6 separate regions of the Homo sapiens genome follow, and all the other regions are linked to region 1. A link is a loop called in an ENCODE intact Hi-C map of the cell type or tissue named here. Cell type or tissue: GM12878. All regions are shown on one strand.

Region 1 (4,000 bases):
GTCTCTTTCCTCTAGTTCTAGGTCTCCCCCAGGCAACTTTATGTGCCATCATCTGGGAGCAGTTAAAGTAAGTATACTTCTATGGTCCCTGACAAATGACAAGTCCCCTTTCTCAGGTTCAAATCCTGTGTTCAGGGGGCAGGAGATGGGCACCTCACTGGCAGCCTATTTTCCAAGAACAGATTCTCCTGACCCTAGATGTCTGGTGAGTTTCGGCCCTTTCTGTTGCAATTTGTCAGCTGCCCACTTCTGGAGGATTCTGGTTAGCTTAGTCAGTAGGCTGTGACTTCACTAGATACCACCCTTCATGTCTTAGTTTGAGCTTTCTCCAAAACAGAGCCTGAGACAAGGACTTGGGGACTGGGAGTTTAGTAACACCAGGAAACTGGAGCAAGGGAGAAGGAGGAATGAGCCAGGGGAGGAGCAGTGCCAGGAAAGGGTGTGTTATTGGACTGGGCAAATGAGGGTTGACCTTAGCTGGGGACTCCCCAAGGAACTTTATTTCATTTTTTTGTCTTTTTTTTTTTTCCTTTTTGTGGAGAATGGGGTCTCACTATATTGCCCAGGCAGGTCTCGAACTCCTGGGCTCAAGCCATCCTCCTACTTCTGCCTCCCTACGAGCTGGGATTACAGGCATGGGCCACCGCACCCAGCCCAAGGAACTTTATAGAATGCACTGAGAACTGTGTCTTGCTAGGATCAGAAAACAAGAGCCCAAAATGAAGGCCTCAGAAGCAAAAGTTTTTCTTTTTTTCTTTTTCTTTTTCTCTTTTTTTTTTTTTTTGAGACAGAGTCTTACTTTATCTCCCAGGCTGGTGTGCAGTGGCGCCATCTTGGCGACTCACTACAACCTCCACCTCCTGGGTTCAAGCAATTCTCGTGCCTCAGCCTCCTGAGTTGCTGGGATTACAGATGTCACCACTACGCCTGGTTATTTTTTGTATTTTTAGTAGAGACGGGGTTTCACCATGTTGGCCAGGCTGGTCTTGAGCTCCTGACCTGAGGTGATCCGCCTGCCTTGGCCTCCCAAAGTGCTGGGATTACAGGCCTAAGCCACCGAGGCAAAATTTTTTTCGCTGGCTTTCTCCTGCCCTTCTGTCTCTAAGTCCCATTGTCCCCCAAGGCTAGCCATAGAAACTAGAATCCTTCTTCCCTAAGGTGGTTCCTAGAAACCAGAACCCCTTTTCCCCGAAGCCAACCATAAAACCTTAAAAATATTACTCCAACTTTCCCTCTGCTTTCTATGTAAAAACTGGCCATAAAGAAATTATCTGACTTACTTTGTTTGGCTTGTAGGTCATAAGATCCCCATTCCAGAGGAGGTCCTGTCCCATACTCAGAAGGAAGGAGCGCTGTTCAGAAAGGGCAAGAAGAATCTAGACAGACAGGCCCTGCTGGCTTTCCCCACTCCATCTGTTAGCATTAGATCATTCCCTTTTTGTCCACTCGTATTTCCACATGACTGTCCATACTTGGTTGAATTTAAACTTAAAAATGGACAATTTCCCCTGTAGACTTGGGTCTTCATTCTGAAGCCTCCATGTACCTGTGAATAATATTTGTGTGCCTTTTCTCCAATTAATCTGACTTTCTGAATTGATTTTTCAGTGAACCTTCAAGGCGGGAAGGGGAAATCTTCCCTTGGTCTCCACGGTCTCTAAAGGACGGCTGACAGAGAGAGACATTTGTCCACTGGTTCCCCAACAACCTCCCAACACCTTTGTTGGCTGAAAGTTGACCCCAAGACAGTCAACTCTCCGGACTTTCCAGCTGCCTTGGAAAAACCCTAAATGTCCGCCCCAGCTGCAGTCGAAATTAGAGGTGGGTTAAGCAGATCTGGTGTGTGCCAGAAATAGCATTGGTTGCATTGTGTTTTTTTAAATATGTAAATACCTCAACCACATACTAACAAAAACATACATGTTGTATTTTGGGTAGATTCATGCCCAAAGCAGTCTGGGACCTCAGAAATACGGTGTGTGGGGAAGGAAGGACTAGAAGCTGGCCCACACGGGAAGAAGTCTCCAGGGGGCAAGAGTGTGTCAGACTCAGATGGGGGTGGGACACAGAGTGTGAGGAAATGGAGTGACTTGGCAGGCAGCGGCCCTGGCTGCGAGGCAGCTGAGGATGCTGACCTAGCTTTAAAGTGCTGGGCAGGCTGACCTGAAGGGGAGACAGCGGTGTTCCCAACCCAGGGGGATCAGGGAAGGGGAGGGCGATGGGCCCCATGAGAACAAGGCGTCCACAAACATACAAAAAATATACACAAGGATGTTCATCTTAGTGGTAACTATTCTAGCGATTCAGAACTGTAAGCTGGGCAATTGTAAGGCACTGGTTACAAATCACGGTGTGACCATTAAAAAGAGTCATTTGCAGGAATTACAGAGGGCATATGGAACTGCACTGGGTGAAATCCAGGCTGTGGGAAATTCTACCGTCAAGTGGCATTGACCAGTGATCCCCTACAGGCTGCCTTTTTTTTTTTTTTGAGACTGTTTCTCACTCTGTTGCCCAGGTTGGAGTGCAATGGCGTGATCTCAGCTCACTGCAACTTCTGCCTCCCGGGTTCAAGCAATTCTCCTGCCTCAGTCTCTTGAGTAGCTGGAATTACAGGCTCCCGCCATCACGCCTGGCTAATTTTTGTATTTTTAGTAGAGATGGGGTTTTACCATTTTGACCAGGCTGGTCTTGAACTCCTGACCTCAGGTGATCCACCCGCCTCGGCCTCCCAAAGTGTTGGGATTACAGGAGTGAGCCACCATGCCTGGCTACAGGCTGCTTTTAAGGAAAAGAACAAGATGGAGGGAGAAACTGTAGACTAAAACAATATAAAAGACACCCCAATTTTTAAAAATGGCCAGAACTAAACTATAGTGTCTAAGTATGTCCACTTGATTGATAAAGCTACAAAGAAATGCCAGGAAGCAATTGCCACAGATGTCAGGATAGTGGGTTATTTTTTGCGGAGTGAGTGGGGAGCCTTGGTGACTAGGCAGGAAACAGGGAAGTCTTCAGGAGGCTGTGGAAGTTCTCAATCTTGAACCAGGTAGTGGTTACAAGGGTGTTTGTTTATTACAGTTCATAAAGCTATACATTTATTTTAGGAGATGAAATAAAAATAGGGAAAGATGTTATAGAAGCATGTTAAATAACATGAAAAATGCTTGCCCATGTCATTATGGGAAAAGGCAGATTGAAAATCATTAAGTATACTATGATGCCACTTTGTGGGTGGATGGATGGATGGATGGATGGATGGATGGATGAACAGACAGACAGGTAGGTAGGTAGATGGATGGATGGATGGATGGATGGATGGATAGTCAGGAAGGTAGGTAGATAAATGGATAGATGAATGGATGAATGGATGAATGGACGGATAGATGGATGGATGGGTAGATGGATGGACAGATAGCCAGGTAGGTAGGTAGGTAGATGGATGGATGAATGGATGATCAAAAGGATGGATGGATAGATGATAAATAGATATAGAGATAGATAGATAGATACAGACAGACAGATAGAAATAGAGAAAGATGATAGATAGATAGATAGATAGATAGATAGATAGATAGATAGATAGATAGATAGATGTAAAAAATAATTATGGAGGAAAATACACCAAGGTGTTACTAGTAATGTTTGGAAGTAGGCTTTTTCTGACTTTTGTTTTCTTTTACCATTCTGTGCCATGTGAATCTTGCACAGTGAATATTTTTGTTTCTCATGAATCACTTAAATAAATGTTACTTTTATTTATTTTAATCTTTAAAAAATGGCATTTGGGGCTGGGCACGGCAGCTCACACCTGTAATCCCAGCACTTTGGGAGGCCAAGGGGGTGGATCACCTGAGGCTAGGAATTTGAGACCAGCCTGGCCAACATGGTGAAACCCATCTCTACGAAAAATACAAAATTAGCCAGGCATTGTGGCACATGCCTGCAATCCGAGCTACTCTATCTGTCCATCTGTCCTGGAGGCTGAGGCAGGAGGATT
Region 2 (4,000 bases), 81 kb before region 1:
TTTCTCTTCTGTTAAATAGGAGTCATAGTGATCACAGTACTTGCTTCATAGAACTGTCATGAGAACTAGCGTGTTGCATAAGCGATTGCTAGGATCATTGTTGAGTCCTTACGCTGAGCCAGTACTCTACCAAACACTCTACCTACATTATCCTATTTCATTCTTAAAAACAAAATATCGGCCGGGCACTGTGGCTCACGCCTGTAATCCCAGCACTTTGGGAGGCTGAGGCAGGTGGATAACGAGGTCAGGAGATGGAGACCGTCCTGGCTAACACAGTGAAACCCCGTCTCTACTAAAAATACAAAAAATTAGCTGGGCGTGCTTGCAGGCGCCTGTAGTCCCAGTTACTTGGGAGGCTGAGGCAGGAAAATGGCCTGAACCCGGGAAGCGGAGCTTGCAGTGAGCCGAGATCGCGCCACTGCACTCCAGCCTGGAAGACAGAGTGAGATTCTGTCTCAAAAAAAAATATCGGCCAGGCGCGGTGGCTCACACCTGTAATCTCAGCACTTTGGGAGGCCAAAGTGGGCGGATCACCTGAGGTCAGAAGTTGGAGACCAGCCTGGCCAACATGGCAAAACCTCGTCTCTACTAAAAATACAAAAATTAGCCGGGTGTGGTAGCACATGCCTGTAATCCCAGCTACTAGGGAGGCTGAGGCAGGAGAATTGTTTGAACCCAGGGGGCGGAGGTTGCAGCAAATCGAGATCACGCCACTGCACTCCAGCCTGGGCGACAGAGGGAGATTCCATCTAAAAAATAAAAAAATAAATTAAAAAAGGTCCTTTTTATTCCCATTTTTACATGTGAAAATACTGAAGCTCTGAGACATAAAGCAACTAGGTTGAGGACGAGCATCAGTAGGAAGTAGAATATGACTGCAAAGTCCTATCCCTGGGCGGCTGCACCATTCCCTGTTTTGTTTCTCAGTCCTTCCATTGGAAGACAAGCCCCTGTATTAAATCCCTTCTGTTCAAAACCTAGGGCATTTCAGGCTTCCTGATGAGATGCTGCCTGATACAGTAGTTACTGTTTATTGTGGGTTTCCTGGGAACGGGCACTCTTCTATGCACTTTACATACAGTAATGTATCTAATCATGCCCTGCTCATCCTATGCATTAAGTGCTATGATCTCACTCGACAGCAGAGGAAGGAGAGGGGAAGCCACTTGCCTGGGATCCTGCAGCTCATGAGGGGCAGAGCTGGGGTTTGAGGACATGAGGTTCAAATCCAGAATCCACATCCTGACCCATGGCAGGAGACCACCCTACTTGCTGTTGGCCATCACTACTGCCAGGCAGCAGCCAGCCCACCAGAGCCTGGCCCTGGTGGCAACCAGTTAGCCTCTGTGACCTCCCCATCTGACTCCATCTTCCCCCTCTGCTGTGGACCTTGTCTAATTTCTACCCACTTCAGAGACTAGGACAAAGATGGCATCTCCAAGGCATTCTCTTCTCCAAGCTGAAGACCCCTGTGTCTGGGAGGGGCTGGGAGGTGAGGTGGGGCCTTCCTGGAGGATACTAAAAGGGCTCCTAACCCTGGTGTCTCTTCCCTCCCAGCCTGTCCCTCTTATGCCACTCATGGCATCAATCCGTCCAGAGGGACACTCCGATGACTCACCCACCACAGCACTTTCACTTCCTTCTTCTCCAGAGGAGGCGTCTGACCTGCTGCAGCTGCACTGAAGGGCCTCTTCTCAGGGGCTTCCAAGGCTATAGGGGGCGGCCAGGGGCCCTGCTGCAGCCTTGAGGTCCAGGCCTGGGGCCTAGAGTGCTGCCTCTGTAGGGAGCAGAGTGACCGGAGGGGCTTTGGGCCTCCTTGCTAGAGACTGGCTTCAGCTGAACCCTGTCCAAATTGTCAGTCACCCTCAACACCCATGCAGGGTTGGCACACAGGGAGATGGACCTTGAGTTTTTTTTTGAGACAGAGTCTCACTCTGTCGCCTAGGCTGCAGTGCAGTGCAGTGGTGCGATCACAGTTCACTGCAGTCTCCACTAACGGGGCTCAAGCAATTCTCCCACCTCAGCCTCTCGAGTAGCTGGGATGACAGGTGCATGCCACAACGCCCAGTTAATTTTTGTAGAGATGGGGTTTTACCATGTTGCCCAGGCTGGTCTTGAACTCCTGGGCCCAAGCGATCCGCCCACCTCAGCCTCCAAAAGTATTGGGATTACAAGGGTGAGCCACCATACCCAGCTGACCTGGAGTTTTAAAGCTGGAGTTGTATCTCTCATACTTCCTGATGGCATTGAAGGGACCCATATTCATTCATTCACTCATTCATTTACTCCTTTATTCCCTCATGTAACAAATCTGTCCTGGGCTTCTATATACCAAGCAGTCCCTAGGGTACCAAGAAACCAGGGCTCGCCCTCTGCCCATGAGGAGCTCATGGCCCATCTATGGGTGGGGGTTGTGGGAGTGGCGGGTAGCAGGGCGGATCCATAAATAGAAAACCCCGGTACAGTGAAAGCGGGCCTTGGAGAGGGCTGGGGAAGCCCAGGCAGTGCAGTGGTTGTGGTTAAGTCACAGGGCACCGCAGGGTGGACCTAGGATTTGTGAAGTCTGAAGCTTTTCAATTTTGGAAGCCCCATCTGTAGAAACAGAATACAAAATTAGATTCAAAAGCATTTATTTAGAAGGAGAAAACAAAACCCAAGACAGTATCAAGGGCTTGGAGATACTTCTGAGATCCCTTCACACAGTTTACCAGAAATGTTTACATGGAAATGCTTCCTCATTACAAGCTGGTTTCCCTCTCTCCCTAGAGTACTCTATAGCTCCCAGCTACTCCAGGGGTGCTGGGAAGGGCAAGGCTGAAAATGAAGCTTTGCTAGGGTCACAATGCAGCCTCCTTGGAGCAGGCAAGTTGCACAACACTGATCCCATCCCAGTCTCAGAGGATAGTGCATGGTTCAATGACCTAGCTGTGGAGTCAGACCTGGGTCACACTCCCCACTCAGCCATTTTCTGACTATGCCACCTTGGGGAAGTTGCTCATCTCTGAGCCTTGGTTCACTCGTCTGTAACATGAAGCTATTGATAGAACCACACATTGTGTTTTTGTAAACATTCAATGAGATCATCCATGCAGAGCAGTTCATAAACATGAAGCACTGGATGAACGCCACTGTCACAGTGAATGCCACTATTCATGATGAAGGTCTGTGGCTGTCTTGTCCTGCCTCTCTCTCTCTCTCTCTCTCTCTCTGTGTGTGTGTGTGTGTGTGTGTGTGTGTGTGTGTGTGTGTGTGGTGGGTGGTCAGGGAAGGCTTCCCAGAAGAGGTGACATTGGTGTTGGGCCCTAAAGGAAAATGTAGAGAAGGGCATTCCAGGCAAAGAGAATGGTGCATGAAGTGACTGGTGTCTTGAGGAAGGGAAGAAGCCCAGCCAGCCAGGAGCAACCTAGAGGGATTCTCTAGCCTCTGGGTGGCCATATTAGGGCTGGGCCTGAGCTTCCCAGGCCCTCCTGGTTGCAGCCCCAAGGCTGCAGCCTGGCAGAGGCCAACTGTTGTGTCTGGGTGGGTGGGGGGTGCCCAGCTTGGTCTCTGCTATGCTGGCAGAAGTTTCAGCCTCTCACCTCTCTGCCTCCCCTGTTTCCGGTCCTCCACTTCCTTCCCCTCCACAGACCACAGAGGCGTTTCAGAGGAAGCTGCTACTTATTTTAGCAGTAATCCCCGGACACCCCCACCCACAGCTGCCCCTGGCCCCCTTACAAGGCACCAAGTCACCCTCTGAGCCCCAGCCCACGGCACTCATAAGTGAGGAACAGGCCCTGTCCCCGGGCCAGCCCTGTGCACCCCTTCCCCACAGCACAACAGGGAGCCTTGAAGCTGGGAGATGTGGCTCCAAGTCCGGCTGTGACACTAACTTACTGTATGATCTCCTGAAGTCCCTTCGCCCTGCCAGGCCATGTCCCCATCTGTGACATGAGGCCCAACGGTGGACAGGCCCCGACCTCTGGGCAGAGTATGGGAGTGGGGTAAACATGGGTGCTCT
Region 3 (4,000 bases), 65 kb before region 1:
GACTCTGTAAAAAAAAAAAAAAAAAAAGGGCTCATAGAGGTGGATATGTCAGAATGGACTGCCCCAGCCTGGCTAAGATAGTAAATCAGAAGTGATACCGCATATTAGAAGCAATTGCAGAGATGAGAGCCACCCTGAAAGACTTAAAGGATGCAGGAGTGGTGGTTCCTATCATACCCCCATTTAGGTCACCAAGAGGGCCTTTGTAAAAACCTGGTGGTAGCTGGGCATGGTGGCTCACACCTGTAATCTCAGCACTTTGGGAGGCTGAGGCGGGTGGATCACCTGAGGTCAGGAGTTCAAGACCAGCCTGACCAACACGGAGAAACCCTATTTCTACTAAAAATACAAAATTAGCTGGGTGTGGTGGCGCATGGCTGTAATCCCAGCTACTCGGGAGGCTGAGGCAGGAAAATCACTTGAACCCAGGAGGCGGGGGTTGCAGTGAGCCAAGATCACGCCACTGCCCTCCAGCCTGGGCAACCAGAGCAAAACTCTACCCCAAAAACAAAACAAAAAAAAAACAACAACAAAAAACCTGGTGGATCATGGCAGAAGATGGTAAATCACTGCAAATATAACTAAGTGGTAGGACCAATCACAGCTGCTGTGCCAGATGTGGCATCTTAATTGAACAGATTGTCATCACCTCTGGCTCTTAGTATGTGGCTATTGATCTGGAGAGTGTATTCTTTTCTATCCACATCGGAAAGGTGGATGAAAGCAGTGCGTATTCACATCGGGCAGACATCAGTCCACAGTCACTGTCTAAACCCCAGATTATGTTAACTAACGTTCCTGCTCTCTGTCACGGTACAATCTGAAGGCGTCTTGATGATCTGAACTGAGGTGGCTTTGTATTGTGACAACTTGACTGAACTGAAACTATGTTTCCCAGATTCCCTTCCCTGCATAGCTCTGGGGTAGCGTCGGTCATAAGACATTTTGAGGCCAGGCACGGTGGCTCACGCCTGTAATCCCGGCACTTTGGGAGGCCAAGGTGGGCGGATCATCTGAAGTCAGGTGTTCGAGACCAGCCTGGCCAACATGGCAAAACCCCATCTCTACTAAAAATACAAAAATTAGCCAGGCATGGTGGCGGGCACCTGTAATCCTAGCTACTCATGAGGCTAAGGCAGGAGAATCCTTTGAACCCAGGAGGCAGAGGTTGCTGTAAGCTGAGATTGTGCCACTGCACTCCAGCCTGGGTGACAGAGCAAGACTCTGTTTCAAAAAAAAAAAAAAGACGTTTTGAGTGAGATTTGGAAGACAGAAGTGAAGCAGCAGACATGTGCATTTTGCGCTTGGAAACTGGGTACCAGGTGCTATTGTCCAGTACCTGCCAGCTTACCTTGCAGTCAAGGGGCAGCAGCCAGGTCTCTAGCTTCTCTGCCTCCTGACGTTCCTCTGTTCAGGTGCCTGTGTGCCAGGCACAAGCCCAGGTGCTGGGGGTATCGTGCTGGGGAAGACAGGCAGAATTCCTGCCTTGTTGGGTTTATGTTCTCTTGGAGATCAGTGAAGGAGATAGAAAATTCTTCAAAGCCAAGTTCTTCAGAGCAGAGCCCGCACTCTTCCCCTTGTCCCCACCATCCAGCGCAGCATGAGCCCACCACTGTGTGTAGAGTCAGCCGCTCTGTGCCCATGTACCTACTTTCCATCTCAATTCCCATCTTCTTCTCTGTCTCTTCTGGATTGGTATCTGCAACCCTGAACCACTAGCGGCAGTTACTTCTGAGAAGTGAAATTGGGAAGGAGGGCTTTCCTGTTTATTTGATGTACAACTGAGGCAAAGAGAGATGACGGAATGTGTCCAAGGTCACACAGCTGATAAGTGGCAAGCTGAGATCTTGCCCGCCCCCACCCCCCTCCCCACCTTTGCACATCATGTTTCCAACCATGACAAGGACGGTCCCCTTCCTCCCTCACCCCTTCCAGCACTGCCCAGCCTCCGCACATCAAACCCAGACTTTCCCCTGAAAGCCTCTTGTGTCTTCACTGCCTTCCTCCTGACTGTGGTTGAAGGACAGAATTAGAACTCATCTTGCAGTGGGAGGTGGTAGCAATGGCAGCAGAAGAGAAGTGACTTCTCTTCAACTTCTAGGAATTGACTTTGACAATCAGATAGGGCCAGGGGCTGAGTCACTGGCGGGGGCCCACTCTGGCTGGGTTTCAATTAGTTCAGAAGGTGGCAGTGTGTGAGGGTGGAGAGGGGGTGGAAGAAGGCAGAGGCCTCCAGTTTCACTTCCTCTCTGGGAGGCCCAGGCCCTTCAATGCTGTTCCTGCCTCCTCGCTGTGGGAGGGCTCACCCAGCAGCTATCAATCCAGGCCAACTGGAGTGGGCTAAATTTAGGTCCTAAGATGTCACAGATGTAAGGACCCAACATCTCATTTTGCAGATAAGGAAACCGAGATTGAAAGAGGTGAAGAGACTCGCCCAAGGCCGCATAGCAATTTATATTCACTGCTGGAGCTCAAACCCGGGCCTCTCCAAAATCACCCACCACAAGGCTCCAGAATGGACGCTGTTTCCAAAACGCCCAGCCTGGGGACCGTCCCAAGGCCAGCCCTTAGCTGGGTTGAGGGTCACTGCTCTGTGACTGAGACCAAAAATGGGTTTTGGAGGCAGGCATCTGGTTTCTTTTTCTCTTTTTCTTTCTTTCTTTTTTTTTTTTTTTTGAGATGGAGTCTCTCTCTGTCGCCCAGGCTGGAGTGTAGTGGCACCATCTCGGCTCACTGCAAGCTCCACCTCCCGGGTTCACGCCTCAGCCTCCCAAGTAGCTGGGACTACAGGCGCTCACCACCTCGCCTGGCTAACTTTTTGTATTTTTAGTAGAGATGGGGTTTCACCGTGTTAGCCAGGATGGTCTCAATCTCCCGACCTCGTGATTTGCCTGTCTCGGCCTCCCAAAGTGCTGGGATTACAGGTGTGAGCCACCACGCCCGACCCAGTCATCTGGTTTTTAATCCTGGCTCTACTGCTATGGTAGGGCCTCAGACAATGATTCATTTCTTCTTAAATGAGCATAAAGGATATTTTCCAAGCAAATCTATGCCCAATTGCCTAGAATGTAGTAGATACTCAGTAAATGTGAGCTCTGTTTCTGTTTTCCAATAATTTCCTAACTGACTTTGACAGAATCCTGGTTTTTTTGACAATGTCTCTTGGGGTCCTCAGTAGGAGGGAGTGAAGAGGAAGGCAGAGAAAATCGGGCTTCTACTCCCCCACTCCCCTCTCCACCAATATCCCCTAGGAACCAGAGTATCTCTGACTTTATCCATTTTATATGTTGTTTTTCAAAATGGTCCCATAAGGCCGGGCACAGTGGCTCATGCCTGTAATCCCAGTACTTTGGGAGGCTGAAGCAGGTGGATCACCTGAGGTCAGGAGTTCAAGACCAACATGGCCAACATGTTGAAACCCCATCTCTACTAATAATACAAAAATTACCCAGGCATGGTGGTGTGCGCCTGTAATCCCAGCTACTCGGGAGACTGAGGCAGGAGGCTTGAACCTGGGAGCTGGAGGTTGCAGTGAGCTGAGATCACACTACTGCACTCCAGCCTGGGTGACAGAGAGAGACTCCATCTCAAAAAAAAAAAAGGGGGAGGGGCCTGTGAATGACAACCTGGCAGTCCCCCACTGCCTTAGAGACGTAAATGCAGGGAGGACCTACTGGAATTGCAGGAAACAAGACCCGCAGTGCTGTTTTTTCACTGATGCATTTGACATATGCTTCACACATCTAACATTTGATCACTGGTTTCCTGGGGCAGCAGGAGTCAGTGGCCAGCCCTGTGGGTTCCCACTCAATTGCCCTGCTCCACTTCTGTCCTAACTGACGGAAATCTGATTTGGGTTGACCACTGGGTGCCCCTGTGATTCACGGGCTCCCTTTCTGGCCACAAGGAGGGAGGAAATGGGCACCAAGGTGAACCTATTGGGATGATTTCATCCCTCTTGCGAGTGATCGATCAGGGCCTGGGTGACAGGACTGTGCTC
Region 4 (4,000 bases), 150 kb before region 1:
CCCGAGTAGCTGAGATTATAAGCACACACCATCACGCCCAGCTAATTTTTGTAGTTTTAGTAGAGACGGGGTTTCGCCATGTTGGTCAGGCTGGTCTCGAACTACTGACCTCAGGTGATCCTCCCACCCTGGCCTCTCAAGGTGCTGGGATTACAGGTGTGAGCCACCATGCCCAGCCATAGTCTTGGCACTTCTTGTGGGACCTTGGGGAAGTCCCGTCCCCTCCCTGAGCCTTAAACGTCCCCATCCACAAAAAGGAACAGCCCAAGCTTGCAGGGAGGCTGCGAGGACTCTGTGAGCACACAGTGGGCAGCCAGGGGGCACCAAGGCCCCTTCTTCCCTTTCCCATCTGGTGGCATCTACACAGGTTTCTCCCTGAAGGTGGGCTGTTGAGGACACAAACTGCTTCCTTTGTCAGCATGTCTGCCTCCTCTGCCAGCCTTTAAGGGCAGGGACTGACCTTCGCGGTCATCTGTAAACCTCCAGTGCCTCACCCAGGCCCGGTGAAAAGAGGGCCACCCAGGGGGCGTTGGCAGAATGAATCTCTGACTAGTAGGTGGAGGGGGCTCTTCCCACCCTCCTGCAACCCCAAGAAACCTCTGCTGAGGGCTCAGCATCCCTGTGGTCACAGATCAGACAAAAGTCACTGGAGATTCAAAACCAACTGGGCCGCACACTGCAGGGTTCCCAGGGCCTTTTTGAAAATCGAGGAGCATCCCAATCACCTTTCACTTCCTCCTCAGGTAATAAAACCCAATTCTGGAAGAAAAAAAATGCAGAAGCTGTAAACATCTTGTCTCTCAGTTAAAGGAGCAACAAAGCATTTGGCTTCTGCCCAGAAGATTCTTGACTCTGGGACCTGGTCAAGGCTGGGTCCGCTCCCAGCCTCCCTGAAGATGAAGCTGAGATCTGCTGAGTGCTTCCTCTGTGTCGGGCACTGCAGGCAGCAGCTCAGCACATCCCTGCTGTGAGGTCTGCAAGCCCTTCACTTTTACAGATGAAGAAACTGAGGTGCAGAGAAGTTAAATGACTTGTCGAGCTCATGCAGCTGATAAGCAGCATGGCCTGTTTTTGAACTCAGATCCAACCCTCTCCAAAGTCTGCATTTTAATCATTTGCCTGAGGTGATCCTTGGTGACCACAATGCAGCTGGGGAGAGCTGCGGTCTCACTCTAGGAGTCCCAGGCCCGCTAGCAGGCCCACCATCCCAGAGACCCCTGCCTGCCTGGGAAATGATCTTGCTCTCACCTCGAGGCCTTGGCAGGCTCTGCTCCTCCTGCCGGAAATGAGCTGCCTCCCAGCAAACTTCTCTCCTGGGCATCTCCTCCAGGCAGCCTTCCTGGACTCACCCCGTCACTCCCAGCTCCACAGCCTGCTCCCCCGTGCTGTCTCTAATTCATGTGTCTTCTTCTCCTTGAACATGGAAATGTCCTTGAGGGTAGAGACTAAACCACTCTCTCCATGGCCCCAGCAGTTGGCAGAGGAGAGGCTGGGTAACTGGTTGCTGACTCAGTACAGAAACACCTGAGGCCAGGAGGGAGAAGCCTGGCCCCCCGAGACCAACTCATGCCAGGGGGACCACTGGGGAGAGGCTGGGGCTTAAGGGAAGGGATGGATTTCAGAGCAGAACCGCAGCTACTACCCTGCTGACTGACAGTGGAAGAAGGACCAAGTGGAACAGCCCCGGGGGCTGGAGGGCTTCGGTGTTTGTAAAAAACTCACCCTGGGTCCCAGGCGAGCATCTAGAATCCCATCCAGTGGCCTCCATGCAGGGAAAGCTTTCAAGCCCGTGGCCTCCCCTAATTTTCTCTCCTTCCCACAGGCAGGAAGGGGCAGACAAAACCCACCCTAGAGAAAGAATTGCTTTTTCTGCTTCCCTGGAAACTCAGAAGTTCTGGCCAAGCCCAGGGATTACTCAATGTGAAAGCAGCCATCAGCAGCCACCCCTGTCCCAGGCTAGTGGCAAAGGTCCTGTCAGGTTGGTGGGACTGGCTGAATGGGCAGCCCCACCAGCAGGTGGCTGAGCCAGCGGTGGGTGGCAGAGGTGCAGCCAGGTCAAGGTCCCTGGAGCTCCAGCCCTGGAGGTCCCTGGGGCCTGGTTCCCCATCCCTCGCTGGACACACCCCTAAGAGCAAGCGGTTCCCACAGCAGGAGGCAGAGAAAGTCAGGGTACCTTTTGAAGTGGCTCCTGAGAAGCTCCAGGGAAGGTCTGCTCCACTCTGGGTTGAGGGCAGACATGAGGTGCCTGGGCCTCCAGGGAGCTGGGTCGCCTCTCTGGGCTGGGGTGGGTGCAGGAAGAAGGGCCTCTGTCTCCGCATGGGACTTCCCCTTCCCAAGACTCCGGTCCCCAGACACCGCCAAAAGGAAACTCCCCCACCATGCGCTGCTCTAAAAATAGCTCCGGCTGCCACCTCCAAAGTGAATGGAACTTGTCACAGCCGCCACGGAGCCCCCTGCTTACCAGGGACTGGAATCTGATGGCAGCACCACCCGATTAGACCAGTGTAGGCTCAGGGAGGGACAAGGGTCCTTTCCTTTGGTCCTTGTGCTCGCTCCCCACCTATCCACACTGGGGCCCAGCAAAATGCTGAAAAGCATAACTGTTCTTGCTGTTTGTTTATTTATTTATTTATTTGAGATGGAGTTTCGCTCTTGTTGCCCAGGCTGGAGTACAGCAGCATGATCTTGGCTCACCGCAACCTCCGCCTCCGAGGTTCAAGCGATTCTCCTGCCTCAGGCTCCCAAGCAGTTGGGATTACAGACACCCACCACCATGCCCGGCTAATTTTGTATTTTTAGTAGAGATGGGGTTTCTCCATGTTGGTCAGGCTGGTCTCGAACTCCTAACCTCAGGTGATCTGCTGACCTCGGCCTCCCAAAGTGGTAAGATTACAGGCGTGAGCCACCGTGACCGGCCCTTGCTGTTCCTTTAAAAGCTTAACCCTTTCTATTCTCTCCTTTGTAAACTGGGCCCAAATCCTTGGTTGCCCATGAGATGAGAGCCCTGGCAGGCGGCAGTCCTGGTTCAAGTTCTGGCTTAGCCACGTCCCAGTTGTGTGCACCTGCATTCTCACGGGTAAAACAGGGACAAGGGTAGTATCTACTGCCCGGGGTGCTGGTGGGTTACATGACATTGCACGAGTTGAAAGAGCTTAGGGCCAGGCGGGGCACAAGGCAGATACCCCATCAGTGGGGTTGTTATTTGATTGTTATTGCATCTTTATTCGGGCCCTGCATTCTCCAAAACGAGGGTGCGGATCCAGGATCAGAGGATGAGGAGTGTTCGTCTTCCCTTCGGGACCCTGCAATGACTCAGACACAGTTCCTGTTCTTACAGGTCCCCAGGAGCAGGCCCTGGAACTGCTACCCACAAGCTAAAAAGAGCACGAAGCTGCTCAGGAAAAGGACCCATGGCTGCTGCTTCTGGCGGGGCCAGGTCACGGGGAGCTTTGGACAACAGGTAGAAAACCTGAGGTGGCCCAGAAGGACCAGCAGGGTTTGGACTAAAGGGGAGGGGGATTCCCAGTAGAGGACACCGTGGGATCAAGGGCACAGAGGCCAGACAGACCCCCCGCCACCCAGTCTGTGAGAGGAATCTGGGCTCTGCAGGCCAGCCCCAGCCCCTGGTCCCCAAGAGGGGCTCTCCGTGGCCAGCACCTGCTTCCTTTTTCAGAACGAGCCACTTCTGCCCTGGGCAAACCACCCCTGTGCCCCATCTGCAGCTCATCGCCACTGGGACTGACACAGGCATACAGCAGCTGAGGCCCTGGAGGACGCGTGAGTGAGATCCTGGCACCGAGGCTCCGCCACCTGACACACACCTTCCCACCAGCCGGCCCCAACTGTCGGGCACATGCCAGGTGCCAGCACCCTTGGGGGCGGAGGCTGGGCCCAGGCCAGCCATCCACAGGCCCTGGGGGCCGGACTCCCAGTCAGGACCTGGTGCGTGTGGCACCCCTTGAGGAGGTGGCCACAGATCCATGTCCCCTACAACCCTGCT
Region 5 (4,000 bases), 60 kb before region 1:
AAGGAGAGTTCCAGACTTGAGGTGGTGGCTGGGACTTGAACCCCCAACCCCATCCTCCTGCCGAGGTGTGTGCTGCACCCAAGGGAAAAGCTAGCTCTAGGTTTTTGAACTTAGAAAGCAGCTTCATCAACTTCTGCATTGGGGCTTAAGCACCTCCAGGTAGAGACCTCCTGAGTGAGCATAAAGCTTTCCATCACAGACCCAGGAGCTGCCCAGGTCTTAGGGGCTGGAGCTGTCAGGAAGGGTCTGGCGCTGGGTCAAGGCACAGGAAAGGTCTGTGTGGAACAGAGGCTGGTGCAGCAAAGGCTCAGGGGCCAGGGCCTGGGTGCGGTGGCTCATGCCTGTAATCCCAGTACTTTGGGAGGCCAAGGCAGGTGGGTCACCAGGAGTTCAAGACCAGCCTGGCCAACGTGGTGAAACCCCAGCTCTACTAAAAATACAAAAATTAGCTGGGTGTGGTGGTGGGCAAGTGTAATCCCAGTTACTTGGAGGCTGACCTGGGAGAAACGCTTGAACCTGGGAGGCAGTGGTTGCAGTGAGCCGAGATCATGCCACTGCACTCCAGCCTGGGCAACAGAGCAAGACTCTGTCTCAAAAAGAAAACAAAAAGCAAAAAACATGCTCAGAGGCCAGCCCAGCTGAGGTGCCCTGGTCAGATTCATAGGTCCATGGAAGACTCCATTTGGGAACAACCCGAACTCTCTTGTTGGGGCAGAAGGTGGGAGATTTGTGGTAGACTAGGGTTCTGGGACAAGGAGGTGGGCCTTGGGGCTGGGTGCTGGATGTGCCTCTCCACGTGATCTTCTTGCACCCAAAGGACATGGTGAGGCCTGTTCAGCCTTATGTCATGGCCTGAGGTTCCCAAGTTCAACACCCACATCTTCCATAGATACAGAAGTCCCCAGTGGTCAGCCTCCAGTAAGAAGAGAGTAGGCAGCGGGGAACGCTGGCTTAATAAATAAGAAAATAACAAAAATAAGAAGAAACGGGCCAGGTGTGGTGTCTCATTCCTGTAATCCCAGCAATTTGGGAGGCTGAGGTGGGCAGGTGACTTGAGGTCGGGAGTTTGAGACCAGCCTTGCCAACATGGTGAAACCCCGTCTACCAAAAACACAAAAATTAGCCAGGTGTGGTGGTGCATGCCTGTAGTCCCAGCTACTTGAGAGACTGAGGCAGGAGAATCACTTGAACCTGGGAGGTGGAGGTTGTAGTGAGCCGAGATCACGCCACTGCACTCCAGCCTGGGCGACACAGCGAGACACCGTCTCAAATTAAAAAAAAAAAAAAAAAAGAAATGACATCAACAGTTGCATCTGTCCATAGTGTGTAGCGCAGCATTCAAGGAGATCCCTGAGGCATCTGGGGTGTCTGATATCCTATAGGCACCAAGGCTTCCTTAATGCTGCCCCCACCTGATTTTAGAGTGGGGACCGCAGAACAATGTCTGGTCCACAAAGAGCTCAGCCAGGCTGACCACGGAGGCTCAGTGGACTGAGAAGATGGTCAGAATGTGTGGTTTCAACAGCTAAACCCAGACACCCTGGTGTGCGTTTCTCAAATTAGCGATATGTGGGTGGTGGTAGAGGGCAGTAGATCTCACTGGTTGTAACCACAAGCATCCTGGGGCCGTACTGGCAGTGGGGGAAGATGGTGGAGGTAGGGGAAGAAGGGAGGAGTGGGGCAGGTAGGCGAGGACCACGGGAACTGTAGGACTTTAGGGAATTCAGATGTGTCATAGTCACTGTGGCCAGCAAGGCCTTGGGTCCTCTGCCCACACAACTTCATGTCGTCTTGCAACCACCCCACTGGGAGGGGCTGTTACTATCATTTCACAAATGAGGAAGCAGAGACTCAGAGACGGGAAGTACCATGTGCAGATATGAAGGGAATGGAGCTCAGCTAGCAGTCTACGTGACCGTGGCCAAGGGGCCAAGAGGACCAAAGCTCAATTCAGGTCAAAACCCGTCTCTGAGAGGGTCCAACTGGGCAGGCAGGTGTGGTGGGCATCTGTGCTCCTGGCCAGCCCTCCAGCTCCCTTCTCTTGTATCCTCCTCTCCCCTAGGTGGAACCTCAGGGGCCATATTTGTACCTCTCTGCTCCCCTAGCGACAGCTGATTAGACCAGAGGTGCAGGCTGATTTGAGCTGAGCCAATCAGCTTCTTTCTCCTGTGACTTTGGCTTTGAGAATCAGGGATACTGGGTTGCCTTCCTGGCTGGTTATTTGAAAGGAGGCATAAAGCTGGGCTGGACTGGCTGTGTTTGGCCACTTGCTCATAGAATGGCAGAGAGAAGACTCAATCATGGAAAGGTTGAAATGCAGTTATGGGAGGGAGAGACAGAGACAGGCAGAGACAAGATAGAAAGAGGCAGTCATGCAGGAGAGATACTGAGACAAGGCGGGGAGCGGGAGAGGGAGAGAGAAAGGAAGGAAAATAAGAAGGAAGACTGAGATAAAGAGAGAGATAGTCACAAGGAGCCTAAGACACTACCTCCAGATCTCCTGACAACTTTCTGGGTCCCTACTCCTGCCTTCCTGAAGCTGCTCCATGTCCAGCCTTGGATCTCTGGGACCCTCCTGTTTTAATAAATTCCCTTCTCTTCTTGGGCTGTTTTGAAGAAGCTTTCTTTCTTTTATTTTTTTTACTTGCAATTAAACCCCCTGACCTCATTGCATTCAATCTGTACATTGTTTTGGGAGTACAGATATTAATAATATTAATTCTTCTCATCCATGAGCATGAAATAGCTTTCCACTAATTTAGATCTTCAATTTCTTTATCAATGTTTTCTAGTTTTCAGTATACAAATATTACACCTCCTTGGTTAAATTTATTCCTCAGTATTTTTTTAATGCCTTTGTAGATAAGATTGCTTTCTTGATTTGTTTTTCACCTAGGCTGTTGTTTTTGTGTAGATCTGCTATTGACTTTTGTGTGTTGATTTTGCATCCTATGACTTCGCTGAATTTATTTATTAGATATAACAGGGTTTTTTTGTGTGGAATCTTTGGGATTTTCTGTATATAGAATCATGTCATCTGCAAATAGAGATCATTTTACTTCTTCCTTTCTGATTTAGATGACTTTTATTTCTTTTTCTTGTCTGATTGCTCTTGCTCATACTTCCAGTACCATGTTGAATAGAAGTGGAGAGAGTGGGCATCCTTGCCTTGTTCTAGATTTCAGTAGGAAAGTTTTTGATTGTTCCCCATTAATTATGGTGTTAGCTGTGGTTTTTTCATAAATGGCCTCTATTATGTCAAGAAACTTTCTTTCTATGCCAAAACTGTTAAGAGTTTTTATCCAGAAAGGATGCTGAACTTGGTCAAGTGCTTTTTCTGTTTCAACTGAGATGATTGTGTGGTTTTTATCTTTCATTCTGTTAATGTAACGTACCACATTGATTGATTTGTGCACATTAAACCAGTCTTGCCTGTCAGAAATAGACCCTACTTGGTTATGACATGTAGTCTTTTTTGTGTGTTCTTGATTTTGGCTTGCTTATATTTTATTAGGATTTTTACATCGATGTTCATTATAGAGATTGGCCTGTAGCTTCATTTTTTTGTGTGGTATCTTTGTCTGGCTTAGGTATTAAGGTGATTCTGGCCTCATAACAAGTGTTTGGAAATATTTCCTCTAGCTCTATTTTTTTGGTAGAGTTTAAGAAGAACTGATAATAATTCTTCGAATGGCTGGCCGAATTCAGCTATGAAGCCATCTGGTCCTAGGCTTTTCTTGGTTGGAAGATTTTAAATTACTTTTTTGATACAGTTTGGATGTTGTCCCCACCCAAATCTCATATTGAAATGTAATCCCCAGTGTTGGAGGTGTGGCCCGGTGGGAGGTGATGGGATCATGAGGGCGGATTTCTCATGAATGGCTTAGTACCATCCCCTTGGTGCTGCCCTCACCATAGTGAGTGAGCTCTCCTGAGATCTTATCATTTTAAACTCTGTGGCACCTCCCCCTCTCTCTCTTGCTCCCGCTCCCACCATGTG
Region 6 (4,000 bases), 150 kb before region 1:
AGCCTGGGCCAGTCCCAGGGTCATCCCTTTGCAGTTCCCTCTTTTATAAACTAGTAGCCACAGTAGGACCCATCTTGTAGGGCTGCCGTGAGGACCAAGTGAGGTACTTTACATGCAGGTAAAATACCAGCCCAGGATTATCAGGGCCCGGGTATGCAGAAGAGCTTAATAAATGTGGGTACTGGGCCGAGCAGGGTGGCTCACGCCTGTAATCCCAGAACTTTGGGAGGCCGAGGTGAGTGGATCACTTGAGGTCAAGAGTTCGAGACCAGCCTGGCCAACATGGCAAAACCCCATTTTTACTAAAAATACAAAAAATTAGCTGGGTGTGGGGGCGGGTACCTGTAATCCCAGCTGCTCAGGAGGCTGAGCACTGAATCACTTGATTCAGGAGAATCACTTGAACCCAGGAGGCAGAGGTTGCAGTGAATTGAGGTCGCGCCACTGCACTCCAGCCTGGGTGATGGAGTGAGACTCTGTCTCAATCAATCAATCAATCAATGTGGGTACTGCCACTGTTATGATTCCTGTTATCATAAACAACCAGCCCTCACGCAACAGCGATATCCCTGCAACAAGTATTTCCAGAAACCCACTTTCCAGGGAACCCCAGCCTTATGGACACCAGGCCTTTGGGCCTGTGGACCTGGAAGGAGGTGTCCAGGGCCTCTGGGGATCCGCCTTTTGGGAGGGCGAGAGAGGCTGCACAGCTCCTGCTGCATCCTCCCAGGAGCTGGGAAGTGATGGCAAAGCATTTTACAAAGTTACCAGGACAATGAAACTGAGCTGGCCCCCTCCCCCACTGTCTCCATAAAATAAATCTTGGCCCGTGGCTGGTGAGAGACCCTATATATTTACATGACGATTGTGCCTCATGATCACAGGGCTCATGGTTCCAGAGGGTGAAATGACACATTTCTTCTGGGCGGTTTTTTTTTCTTTTTTGAGACAGTGTCACTCTGTCACCTAGGCTGGAGTGCAATGGTGCAATCTTGGCTCACTGTAACCTCCACCTCCCAGGTTCAAGAGATTCTCCTGCCTCACCCTCCCAAGTATCCAGGGTTATACCTGCATGCCACTACACCCAGCAAATCTTTCTATTTTTAGTAAAGATGGGGTTTCACCATGTTGGCCAGGCTAGTTTCAAACTCCTGACCTCAGGTGATCCACCCACCTCAGCCTCCCAAAGTGTTGGGATTACAGGCATGAGCCACCGCATCTGGCCTGGTCAGTTCTTGATGGTCTACAGAGTGACTTTTGTCCACACTATCATAGGGAGCCGCATGACAACCTTGAAAGGTGGGAAGAGTGGGAATGATGTTCATTTTTGAGATGAGGAGATGGGGGCTCAGGAGTGGCCACGACTTGCCCAAGGCCCCTTACCAGCGGGTAGCAAGGTGGGGCTCGGCCCCGTGTCTGCCTACGTCGTGCTCCAGGCCCACCTTGGCACCCATCTCTGAATTCCCAGGCCCAACCAGGCTGGCCCCTGCTGGTGCCAGGGTAACCTGAAAGTGAGCCTACACAAAGGACAGGAGGACCTGGGGGCCCCAATCCTGGGTTCGAGTCTTGTCTCCATGACCTCCTGGCCCCTAGGTCTTTCCCCTAGGGATCCCCATCACTAGGCCAAGAGGGCTGCACCCTGTACGCTCCTGACCCTGATGTCCCAGGGTCTGTCCCCAGGCTTCCCGGTGTGGCCAGCTGTCCCTCTGTCCCCCGCAGCCAGGGGGGCATATCACAGCCGGGGGGCAGCAGGTGGACATATCAACACCTGCTGTGCCCCAGCTGGATCCCAGGTGAGCCAGGGCCTTTCGGGCAGGAAGGAAGAGGGGAGTGAAGTAGGATAGGGCTTGTGTACCTCATCTCACCCTGCCAGGCAGGGCTCATGCACCCATTTCACAGATAAGGAACTAAAGCTCAGAGAGGGGAAGTCCCTACTCATGTCAGCAGCTTCGGAGACAGACTCACACCCTAGGCTGGCAGCCTCTGGAGCTCATGGCTGGGGCGCCCAGCAGAAATCAGAAGGTGACCAGGCCCCTCAGGTCTAATGCCCTGGGGCCTGCAGATGGGACACAACTGGCCCCCGGGCCTCAGCCCCGAGTGGCTCAGGAGCCCAGGAGCACTGCAAGGAAACAGGAGAGCGAGAAAAGTGCAGGCCAGGCTGATGACTCAAATCACCTTTGACACGAGGAGGTGGGCAGAAGCACGCAGCATCTCTGGTGGGTTTCGCCTCGCTTCTTAGAAGGATGCGTCACCAGATTTTGTTTAATCAGCACTCACCCGACCTTCGTCCAGGGTGGCACTTCTTGGCTGGCTTGTCTCTGTGGCAATCACAGACTGGCAGGTGGGGCCACCTCCCTGTCAACAGAGGACACCTTCTCATTTCACAGCCGGGGAACCTGAGGCTGGGGGATTGGTTCCGGGACACACAGCAGGGACTCAAGTCTTCCAACTCCTTTGTCAAGAGGTTAATTTTTCTATTTGTGGAGAAGGGAAAGGAGGATCCTATAGAGCTTTAAAAGAAAGAGAGGGGAAAAAAAGAACTAACAGCTGAATAGAATTGCAACAAGGCCCCCAGCCAGCCCGAAGAGGTTTCAGACATTCTGTGCAGTCGGAATTCTTGTGGGCTGAAGGGTCACGCGATTTCCTCTGCAAAAGGCAGTGTTTAAAAAGTCTGACTGCGGGGGAGGGCAGGGAGGGGGGAACCGTTCACGAGACTAGGAGTCATGAGTTTCAGCCTTGGCTGCCCCAATGACTTGCTGAGTGACCACAGCGAAGTCCCTTGCCCTCTCTGGGCCTCAGTTTATCTGTATTTATTTAGTATGTACCCAGCATCGTTCTATGCACTTGAGTGATGTTAACTTACTTTAATCCTCATAACAGCCTTGTGAGACAGGTAAATTATTATCTCCGTTTTACAGAAGGGGAAAACTGAGGCTTACAGTATGCTGCCCAATAGAGGTGGGAAAACTGGGATCTGAACCCCGGTTGTGTGGCTCCAGAACCCACACTCCTAACTGCTGGTGGCCCGGCCCTCCTGCCTGCGGCCGGCCCTGGCTGCTATCTCGTGTCCTTTCTGTCCTAACAGGCTTTGCATCTGCGGCTTGGACACAGTGGAGCCAGCGGGCCTGTGTTTGGAGATCCTGAACCATCCTCCTCAATCTCGGCTGTTGCTCGGATCTGCTGCCTCTTCCATGAACTCTGATTTCTTCAGTTCACTCAGTAGCCTTCAGAAACTATAGCCTGGGAGACTCTCGGGAGGCTCCCTGGGTCATGGTGGCCATCGACCCAGCTCTTTGAGCCTTGCTGAGAGCCTCAAGTCCAAGCAGGAACAGACGAACCCACTCTGATGTCCGCTTGGAGTTTTACATGCAGGTCGGCCTCTGAGACTGCAGGAGGGGAGCCTGCCATTCAGGCATCCAAGAAAAGAGTGAGAAAAACATCTATTCATAGCCAAACAGAGCCTGCTCTGTGGAAACGGTGCTACCAACGCGACAAGCAGACCAGCTGTGTGAGGGCTTCCCGAAAAGTCTGACCTCAGAGCACCCGCATGGAGGGCTCAAAGGCTTGAGCGGTCACCAAGCCTGTAAAATATGCCTCGACGTTCAACCGTGCCGTGCCTGAGGGAATACGGTTCTGACCCAAAACCTGGGCTTGCCTTCCAAAACGAAATTCTTCAAACAACAGACATTTTTTGGCTTAAACAATCTGCTGATGTGTTTTCCTCTGCTCTCTAAAGTAAGGAATACTCACACTAACAGCCACAAAATCACGTGCCACTACTCCGTGGCACCTACTGCACCACGTATTTGGGTCCACTGGCTCACCCCATGAGGTGGGCATTCCTGCCTTCATTTTGCAGATAGGGAAACTGAGAGTCAGAGTGGTGTAAATTTGAAGACCTGGGAGACAGCAGAGGCAGGGGCTTGAACACTGGTGCCAGCCTGGAGTTGGGGATGAATCTCGGCAGATCCTGTGTCATTAAGGGAAGCTCCCACCAGAC

The links. A loop is a pair of places that touch in the nucleus more often than their neighbours do. Peaks named below come from ENCODE experiments on the same cell type or tissue, not always from the same donor. Only the 100,000 strongest peaks of a DNase experiment are listed, where the experiment ranks them.
Region 2: it touches region 1 in a loop (5-fold over the local background); 10 of 110 quality-filtered maps call a loop at or near these places.
Region 3: a loop joins it to region 1, with 5 times the contacts of the local background. A loop is called at or near these places in 12 of 110 quality-filtered maps.
Region 4: a loop joins it to region 1, with 5 times the contacts of the local background. A loop is called at or near these places in 21 of 110 quality-filtered maps.
Region 5: it touches region 1 in a loop (5-fold over the local background); 9 of 110 quality-filtered maps call a loop at or near these places.
Region 6: a loop joins it to region 1, with 4 times the contacts of the local background. A loop is called at or near these places in 18 of 110 quality-filtered maps.

The regions. Positions count from the first base shown.
Region 1 is chr9:124,135,508-124,139,507 of GRCh38, reverse strand. No RefSeq gene overlaps it. Among named protein-coding and RNA genes, the nearest start is that of NEK6, 120 kb to the left of the region's middle. RefSeq lists enhancers at 1,527-1,576, 1,667-1,896. In GM12878, no CTCF peak of the experiment used is centred here; DNase peaks (open chromatin) are centred at 1,887 and 2,317; H3K4me3 peaks cover 1,653 bases; H3K27ac peaks cover 3,057 bases.
Region 2 is chr9:124,216,505-124,220,504 of GRCh38, reverse strand. No RefSeq gene overlaps it. Among named protein-coding and RNA genes, the nearest start is that of NEK6, 39 kb to the left of the region's middle. RefSeq lists enhancers at 1,396-1,755, 2,326-2,485, 3,395-3,474. In GM12878, no CTCF peak of the experiment used is centred here; DNase peaks (open chromatin) are centred at 1,614, 2,462, 3,034 and 3,594; H3K4me3 peaks cover 1,269 bases; H3K27ac peaks cover 3,107 bases.
Region 3 is chr9:124,200,860-124,204,859 of GRCh38, reverse strand. No RefSeq gene overlaps it. Among named protein-coding and RNA genes, the nearest start is that of NEK6, 55 kb to the left of the region's middle. RefSeq lists enhancers at 2,070-2,119, 2,066-2,210, 2,170-2,509, 2,560-2,619, a cis regulatory region at 2,133-2,143 and a silencer at 2,519-2,719. In GM12878, no CTCF peak of the experiment used is centred here; a DNase peak (open chromatin) is centred at 2,279; H3K4me3 peaks cover 1,851 bases; H3K27ac peaks cover 3,350 bases.
Region 4 is chr9:124,290,262-124,294,261 of GRCh38, reverse strand. All of the region lies in intron 1 of NEK6 (NIMA related kinase 6), which reads right to left. Among named protein-coding and RNA genes, the nearest start is that of NEK6, 34 kb to the right of the region's middle. RefSeq lists enhancers at 857-1,841, 2,080-2,139, 2,150-2,259, 2,280-2,479. In GM12878, CTCF peaks have their summits at 323 and 1,998 (motif pointing right); a DNase peak (open chromatin) is centred at 2,211; H3K4me3 peaks cover 4,000 bases; H3K27ac peaks cover 4,000 bases.
Region 5 is chr9:124,195,384-124,199,383 of GRCh38, reverse strand. No RefSeq gene overlaps it. Among named protein-coding and RNA genes, the nearest start is that of NEK6, 61 kb to the left of the region's middle. In GM12878, a CTCF peak has its summit at 1,766; DNase peaks (open chromatin) are centred at 1,693 and 1,813; H3K4me3 peaks cover 1,231 bases; H3K27ac peaks cover 2,767 bases.
Region 6 is chr9:124,284,768-124,288,767 of GRCh38, reverse strand. All of the region lies in intron 1 of NEK6 (NIMA related kinase 6), which reads right to left. Among named protein-coding and RNA genes, the nearest start is that of NEK6, 29 kb to the right of the region's middle. RefSeq lists enhancers at 1,881-2,260, 2,761-2,830, 1,799-2,998 and a silencer at 3,087-3,261. In GM12878, no CTCF peak of the experiment used is centred here; DNase peaks (open chromatin) are centred at 2,247 and 2,427; H3K4me3 peaks cover 2,124 bases; H3K27ac peaks cover 3,850 bases.